2 separate regions of the Homo sapiens genome follow, and region 2 is linked to region 1. A link is a contact called in ENCODE Hi-C or POLR2A ChIA-PET data. All regions are on one chromosome and are shown on one strand. Each heading gives the region's core, a stretch centred on a gene start or an enhancer-like site at or near the end of the contact. The rest is flanking DNA. Distances are from core to core; before and after follow the strand shown. Region 1 overlaps ASCC1 (activating signal cointegrator 1 complex subunit 1). Region 2 overlaps ASCC1 (activating signal cointegrator 1 complex subunit 1).

Region 1 (3,855 bases), core at 739-3,238:
TGATTTGAGAGCAGGATGAGTGAGGGGAAGTTGCTGTTCCCATTCTGTGCAAGGAATGCCATCTCAGTCAGTGGAGAGGGGACTTGGGCTCTGGGGACACACAAGCCTTTTGGTACTATTTTAATGGAGACAAAAACAGGAGTGGCCTGCTGATGGGTTGAAAAATCACAGCTGTTCTACTGACTTAACAGCCTTTTTGCTGCTCTCCTAATAGAGGCCACGATGTTGATAAGAATTGCTCCTCCCACAGACTGCCCTTGACCTTTCTCCTTGGATCTGAGGTGCCCCAGGCCTTCTGGAAGGGCATTATGTCCTCTCTTTTATTGGCTATTATTAGCTACTATAATATTATTGGCTCTCACACCACTGATCACTGCAGTCTGATGTTTCAGATTAAAAGTGGCATCTTGGGCAGAGTTAAGCTGTGTTTGGAGATGACTCTAGGATAGTCACTACCTGCCACCCTCATTGTCTTTTATTCTGAAGTAGATGTTCCTATTTTGGTCTTTAAAAATATTACAGCCCTATGAGACCAGATAATGACTGTAGAGCCTGTAAGCTGTCAGAGTACCTGATAAACCTTCTTCCTTTTTTCTTTTAAGGATACTCTGCATTTTGGTTCCTGCAGTGATGCATTAGAGATTATAGTCAGTGAGTGACAATAATAATCAGAGCTCAAAATTTCATCTTATAATTTATCTTTAACTGCAGAACATCTTTGTAAAGGATCATCCCTGTTTAAAGATGGAGAAATTGGGGGAGGGAGTGGGTCTGTAGTCATTGATAATGTCGACCAGCAATAATGGAAAGGATCAGAACTCAGTTTTTAAAAGTTTATTCAAGTGAAAAGCTGGGAATGGCCATTTGGGAAACAGGGACTTCACAGAAATGAGGTCAGTGCTTAAAGTTAAAAGTTAAGGTCCTGCTTATATAGGCAGAAAACAAATTTAGTAGGATTATAACATTTTCTATACAAGGTTGGTTTATGAGCTATAATTTAGTTAATTACAGTTTGTTTTCTTTTCTGTACAGCTTGTTTTCACTTCCTTTCCAACTTAGGAGTGTAGGACCTGGCATGGTGGCTCACGCCTGTAATCTCAGCAGTTTGGGAGGTGGAGGTAGGAGGATCACTTGAGCCCAGGAGTTTGAGACCAGCCTGGGCAACATGGAAAAACCCTGTCTCTATAAAAAATGCAAAAATTAGCCAGGCATGGTGGCATGCACCTGTAGTCTCAGCTACTCAGGAGACTGAGGAGGGAGGATCTCTTGCGCCTGGGAGGTGGAGGCTGCAGTGAGCTGTGATCACGCCACTGCACTCCAGCCTGGCTGACAGAGTAAGACCTTGTTTCAAAAAAAAAAAAAAAAAAGAAAAAGAAAAAGAAAAAGAAAGTATTTAACATACCATCCTAGATGATGTGATAGTCTTTTAAGTCTTTGTATGAGAAATGTAAGAGGGAAGTTTAATCAAAATGAAGATCAACAGTTAAAAGGGAAGGGATCTTCTCTGGCACTGTTTATTCATTTACAACCATTTACAAAACAGTGTAGGTGAGGAAAAAGGCTAATCTATAATCAGAAAAACAACAGTTACAGCTGCCCAGGTTACAGATACAAGTTTAAGTGACTCACATAATCACATTCCCTTAAGCCTTACAATATGTTAAGATTCCAACAGCTTAGATTTTGAATTACTTATTTTCACAATAGGAAAGCATTAAAAACGTCTAGTCTGCCCAAGAAACTTTTTGTGCCCTTTCTTCAGTAGAAAAGAAATATCAATTTTTTTGTACCTAGGTGAAGGTATGTGTGTCTGTGTGTAGAGGAGCATGACTTACCTTAGGGTAAACAGACTCAATTACATTCTTCTGTGATGATGTTTAGAAAGAATCCACTTGGGCACAGCCCATGTGAGTATTTTTAAAGTAGATGGAAGGTTTTTTTTGACCCCGGATGTGGTGGATCTCCATTTCCTTCTTGCCTCTTCCTACCTCCCACATTTGGTCTCCTCAGAAGTAATCTCACAGGTGGCCCAGAAGACAAATGCACGGTATTTGGCAGAAACTCAGAATTTTTTTTTTTTAGGTTTGAGGAATTTTAATAAACATAACTTTGAAACAAAATTTATTTTTTTGGGGGGGGGGTAACTTATTTGTGAACTTAATTCTTTTTGATGACTTAACTCCCAATAAAGTGATCTTAATTCTGAGTGAGATTAGTAACATGACATACGAAGAACCTTGATTTTTTTTTTTTCAAAATCGATTATATTTTTAGTCTGGTATTTGTATCTTTCTGTTTGCTCCCTGAAGTCATACTAGTCCTGTACCTACATGCCTCTTTTATGAGGAATGCATCTGAAATATACCATTATTTGTTTTGATGTTTTGCAATTGGGATCTTCCAAGGGCTGTGATGATAGCTTTTCACATCATTTGCTCCTCATTCTTTGCTATCTGGTTGTATATGCACAGCCTAAGGATGGACCTGCTTCCCCACTTGGCATTCTTTGGTACATATTTGTTATTGGAATTGAGAGGCCCATACACACTGCCTTGTGGACGTGGCCTTCCACTGGCCTGTATCCTAGGCCTCATCCCAGGAACTCTTAAATTTCTCTGACAGTATTAGTGGTCCTAGCTTGTCCCTGTTTCTTATATAAATGGGGATAATAATGCTCAGCTCTGGTTTATATCATAGCAATTTTTTTGGAGTTAATGAGCTGGGCTTTGTAAGACACTTTTAGATCCTTAGATGAAAGGTGTTATTTAACCACAGCAAGGCTTCATACTGGGAGTGCCTTCCCAAAGAGCTCAAAGTACTTGTCAGCCTGTCTTCTGTTCATACCATCCCTCATAGGGAGGTAGGTGGTTAAGTGTTATTATTAAGTACAAAATAGTGTTACTACTTTTATCTATAAACGGGATAATTGTGAGAAATAGAAGTTGGTAAACAGGCTGTGGAAGAAAAACACTGGGAAAACCTCAAAGTAGCATGCATTTGCTATTCCTATTCACTCTGCTTTGAGTTTCAAAAGTCTGATTGCCATACATGAGAACAATAGCATCCTTTCTTAGAGAGAAATATGACCTAGAACATCCTTCTAAATACTTGAATTAATTGAACCCCCTGTACTTACTTTCAGTTGCATCAGATTATATTCTAAAGGTTGGTTTATCTCATGTGTGTCAAGAATGATTATAAATAGCGTAAGACTTGAATATTTTGAATTTTCATTTTTAACTTCAAAACTGAATTTCTTCTTATTCAAGTAGTATTGAGACAGCAAATAGTTCACCGAGGCCACCAGCACAAGAAGTAGATTTTCTTAAAAGAGGGATCTTGGAAGAGAGTAACCACAGCTTTGTCTAAGATTGAAGAAAAGAGCGAGCCTCATTTGGGAAAGCCAAGTGAGCAGGGATCCCCAGCAGATTGTCACTGTGCTGTTGCGGACTGGCCATTTATTCGGTTCTATAGCCCGAGGTCACAGATATAAGAAAAGGCCCCTCTCCACCCTCCTCCCCACCTCTGTTTGAGATTGCCAGTTTCATTTTGGCAGCCTTGTTGCATTTGGAGTTATTTCTGGTCTTTGATGGCTGTGTCACAGGGCAATGGGGAAGGAGTAGAAGCTTTGAAACGAATGCAAGGAAAAATAACCACAGTGAGCCCTTAAATCTTGCTATTTGTTTTCTTTCAGTGTATACCACAACATTACCAGAAATCAATAATTCCCTTTGTGTTCTCCCTAGGAAAGAAACATGTACAAACTGAAAATGGTAGGCTTCACAGATCATGTGAGCAGGGGACAGCAGGATGGTTGGATTTTATCTTGCCATTGTTTGTCAGGGAAAACCTTGA
Region 2 (3,855 bases), core at 595-3,094, 51 kb before region 1:
AACAAGGTAAAAGGATCTAAAATTTTTCTCTAGTTATGTTGTATATGAAACTGTTTAGCCAAGAACAGTGGCTCACACCTGTAATCCCAGCACTTTGGGAGGCCGAGGCGGGCAGATGACGAGGTCAGGAGATCGAGATCATCCTGGCTAACACGGTGAAACCTTGTCTCTACTAAAAATGCAAAAAATTAGCTGGGCATGGTGGCAGGCACCTGTAGTCCCAGCTACTCAGGAGGCTGAGGCAGGAGAATGGCGTGAACCCGGGAGGCGGAGCTTGCAGTGAGCCGAGATTGCGCCACTGCACTCCAGCCTGGGCGACAGAGTGAGACTCCATCTCAAAAAAAAAAAAAAAAAAAGAAACTGTGTAATACAAACACTTTATGGGCCAGTTATCTTTTTCAACTAATTTTTTCAAAGACAAACTATTTTTCTTGAGCAAGATCATAAGCTGATAGGGTTTGCAGTCTTCTATCCTTTCTGAATCTCAGAGAGCAAAGAACACTTCTTGTCATGTTCTTTGCTCAGTAACGGACATATCTGTTTTCTCTAGATCTTACCTGAAATTCAAAATAATTTGGTGTTTGTCATTAGATACTTTCCATTTCCCTTATATAAAGCAAAGCATTATGCTTTATTTTACAAAGCAGGGCAGTTTTACCTGGTTTAAGGATCAGTTCTGATACTTTAATGTATTCCCAGTTTACTTTTTGCTAAACTAAACTGAAAGCTACTACATTTCCTTGGCTGCCATTGGGATAATCCTGCTAAGAAAAAATTTAAAGGTAGATAAAATATTTTGTTTAGAGAAGTACTTGTTCTTTTTACCTTATGAAAATCAGGTCACAGGTTTTTAATCACTGAAGGTTTATCCTAAGCTATGCAAAGATTTAGCTGAGTTCCTCCCTTTTATGTTTCTTGGTGCCTTTTGTGACTAAATGCCAAATCTCAGCCCTTTAAGCATGTCAGAGTTAGTGTGCCTGGGGAATAAAGAGCAGTTTTAATAGTTCCTCAGAATTTTTGACATGACAGTATGAAAACAGTAATTGTAGTTTTTCAAATTCAGCAAAGCTTTTGAAATAGGACAAAGTTACCCTGCCAAAAATCTGCAGTGCATGCAAAAATTTGTTTAAAGATGCTCTTTTTAAAAAGCTGGAAAGATGTGGAACCAGCGAGTAAAATAAAGCAAGCCTCCCCAACCTTCTTCTCCTGATTTCTCCCATCACATGCATTTGTTTAAAAAGTGCAAAACTGATTTACTTCTGAGAAGAGACTACTTCTTAAAAAAACAAAAAGGGTACTTCTGTTAAATCTCTGGTAAGTAAATCAGTAAATTGGATCATCGAATTTTTTCTTGCTCTTTGACCTTAGTCTTTGTGCTTGGTGTACTTAGAAAAAATGTCCATAAATAATGGCATTTCTAACCTGAACCTTTTATGGTGTAGTGGTCCCAAATTAAAATATGAAAGGAAAACACTGAAAAATGAACAGACCTGTACATAGTGTGCTGTAGTTTAATTTGATGGTTTTTAAAATGGGAGTATTGAAATAAATGTGGCTATGTTGGAATTTGATTTAAACTGTGGAGCTGTATGGCTATATTGAAGAAATGAGTAGTTGAGTATTCATTTTAAATTTGGGGGTAGTTTTTTAATTTGAAGGATGCTATGAGACCAAAAACAGGAGTTTTGTTTCAATTTTTCAGTGAAAGGCTCTTGTAGCTCTATAGATTTTGAATGAATTATTCAGTGTTTAGTAAATTCGGAAGCTCCGGCTGTGTCCCTGGTGACTTTCCTTTGTGAGATGTAGGACACAGACCGTGCACTGGCTCTGAGTACGGAGTCTGACAAATGTGCAGCTCTTCTTCAGTCACAGCAGCACCCTCCTGTGCCTCAGTGTTTCCAGCAGGCCTGACGTCAAACCAAAGAAGTTTAAAGGGACTAGAAAGAGGAGAGAAAATACGCGTGAACAAACATTAATGCCTGATTATTGCCTCACGTGTCATCAGTTGGAAAGTAATTTGCTTACTGGTGTCCCAGATGTAATTGTTTGGCCACTAAGACAAAGAGTGTTTATCGGGCAAACCATCGGATTTCTATCCTGCTCTTTCATCTCCCTCTTGATAAATCTCAGGGGTGGGTTGAAACAGTTTGTGTTTCTGCTCATAAAGCAGGCTTTGGATCCTGTTTCATTGTTTCTAATTTTTTTTCTTCTTAGTACCCCATCTAATTCCAAGTATTTGAGGTAGTTAAGAGTGAGGACATGTATACAAAAGAAATGTTACAGTCAGAGATTTAGAAACCATAAGGATGGTATAGGGAGAAAATTCTATCTGAAAGTCAAGGTAAGGTAATAATTGTACTTGAGCATTAAAGTTTGGTACTATTTTCTGACACCAGTGTACTTGAACTAAATTACAAAAAGAAATACACCACTTAGTATAGTTCTTGTCTGATAAAAAGCAGTATGACAATTTTTTTTATAGTTTAAAAAAATTTTCAGTTGTGGTAAAATACAACATAAAATTTGCCATCATAACCATTTTAAGTGCATAGTTCAGTAGTGTTAAGTACACTCAGGTTGTTGTGAAGCCAACCCCAGTATAACAGTTTTTTCAGGAGAGTAACCTTTTCTGGTTCTCGATCCATCAAAAGTTTGTCATGTAAATCTTAATAAAGAATGCTGAATGATGATTGACAGTGTCTTTAACAGGAATTTTGCAGAAGATAAAAACATTGTTCATATGGGTCTTTCTTCTGTTGACCTTAGAAATTGCAGATATAACATTAAATATAACCCATTAAAAACATTTTAGTGGGAATCTAAGCCAATGGTGTGGTGATGCTTTCTGGTGATATAACTATGCAGGGTGAGAGCTTTAAAAATGTCGGAGGATGTGTATTTAGTGTGAAACTTTTTTTCAAACAAACTTTTTTGACTTCATTTTGATAGGATTCAGTGGCAATCTTTCAAATCGAATTCTTTGGCTAGTACTTGGAATGAAGATACATTGTGTATTGATGGAAGCTACATACCTCAGATGACAGTTCAGAGCTTGGCTTGTGTTTTGAAACATTTCACTTCTTATTAGAGGTGGCTATAGGAAGACTTATTATGATCAAGGCTGTAATTTTTCTTAATTAGAAAAAGTATCTGGGCCGGGCGCAGTGGCTCATGCCTGTAACCCAAGCACTTTGGGAGGCCAAGCTGGAAGGATTGCTTGAGCCCAGGAGTTTGAGACCACCCTGGGCAACATGGAAAGAAAAGTGTCCGCCTAAAATAGTTGAGTTACTAGTTTCACACTGAGAGAAGTTTTGGTCTTATGCAATAATAAGGCCTTGAAGTGTTAAGGGAATCTTTACTACTAGGATTCCTAGGCTACAAAGAGCATCCCCATGACCTGGGTTCAATGTCAAGACAACTTTTTCCTTTTTTTCCAGCTGTCTTTTGATTGATCCTAAAATCCTTTTTTTTTTCTTTTTTTTTTTTTTGAGATGGAGTCTTATTCTGTCGCCCAGGCTGGAGTGCAGTGGCGAGATCTCTGCTCACTGCAAGCTCCGCCCCCTGGGTTCGCGCCATTCTCCTGCCTCAGCCTCCTGAGTAGCCGGGACTACAGGCGCCCGCCACCACGCCCGGCTAGTTTTTTGTATATTTAGTAGAGATGGGGTTTCACCGTCTTTCAGCATGTTAGCCAGGATGGTCTCGATCTCCTGACCTCATGATCCACCCGCCTTAGCCTCCCGAAGTTCTGGGATTACAGGCGTGAGCCACCGCACCCGGCCAAATCCTTTTGTTTTTAAGGCAGTACCACATTTTTACTTAATGACAATATAGCATGTGTATTATGCTGTTCTTGCA

What was found. Hi-C counts contacts between places; a loop is a spot of excess contacts on that map. ChIA-PET counts read pairs that join two places held with the same protein, here RNA polymerase II (POLR2A). Pooled maps may share reads with other maps.
Region 2: a map of psoas muscle shows a loop between it and region 1 (2.3-fold over the local background). The contact joins two enhancer-like sites. A Hi-C loop is called at or near these places in 1 of 168 maps with a recorded cell type or tissue (psoas muscle) and 7 of 50 pooled maps. POLR2A ChIA-PET finds 5 or more read pairs at or near these places in 5 of 52 experiments (H1, Panc1, T-cell and 2 more).

Annotation. Positions count from the first base shown.
Region 1 is chr10:72,105,589-72,109,443 of GRCh38, reverse strand. The region is part of intron 9 of ASCC1 (activating signal cointegrator 1 complex subunit 1); the gene reads left to right. Among named protein-coding and RNA genes, the nearest start is that of SPOCK2, 19 kb to the right of the region's middle. Within about 2 kb of position 1,988, at least 6 of the 41 ENCODE cell types and tissues checked have a DNase peak (open chromatin) inside an H3K27ac peak, as active enhancers do.
Region 2 is chr10:72,156,405-72,160,259 of GRCh38, reverse strand. The region is part of intron 6 of ASCC1 (activating signal cointegrator 1 complex subunit 1); the gene reads left to right. Among named protein-coding and RNA genes, the nearest start is that of ANAPC16, 58 kb to the left of the region's middle. Within about 2 kb of position 1,844, at least 2 of the 41 ENCODE cell types and tissues checked have a DNase peak (open chromatin) inside an H3K27ac peak, as active enhancers do.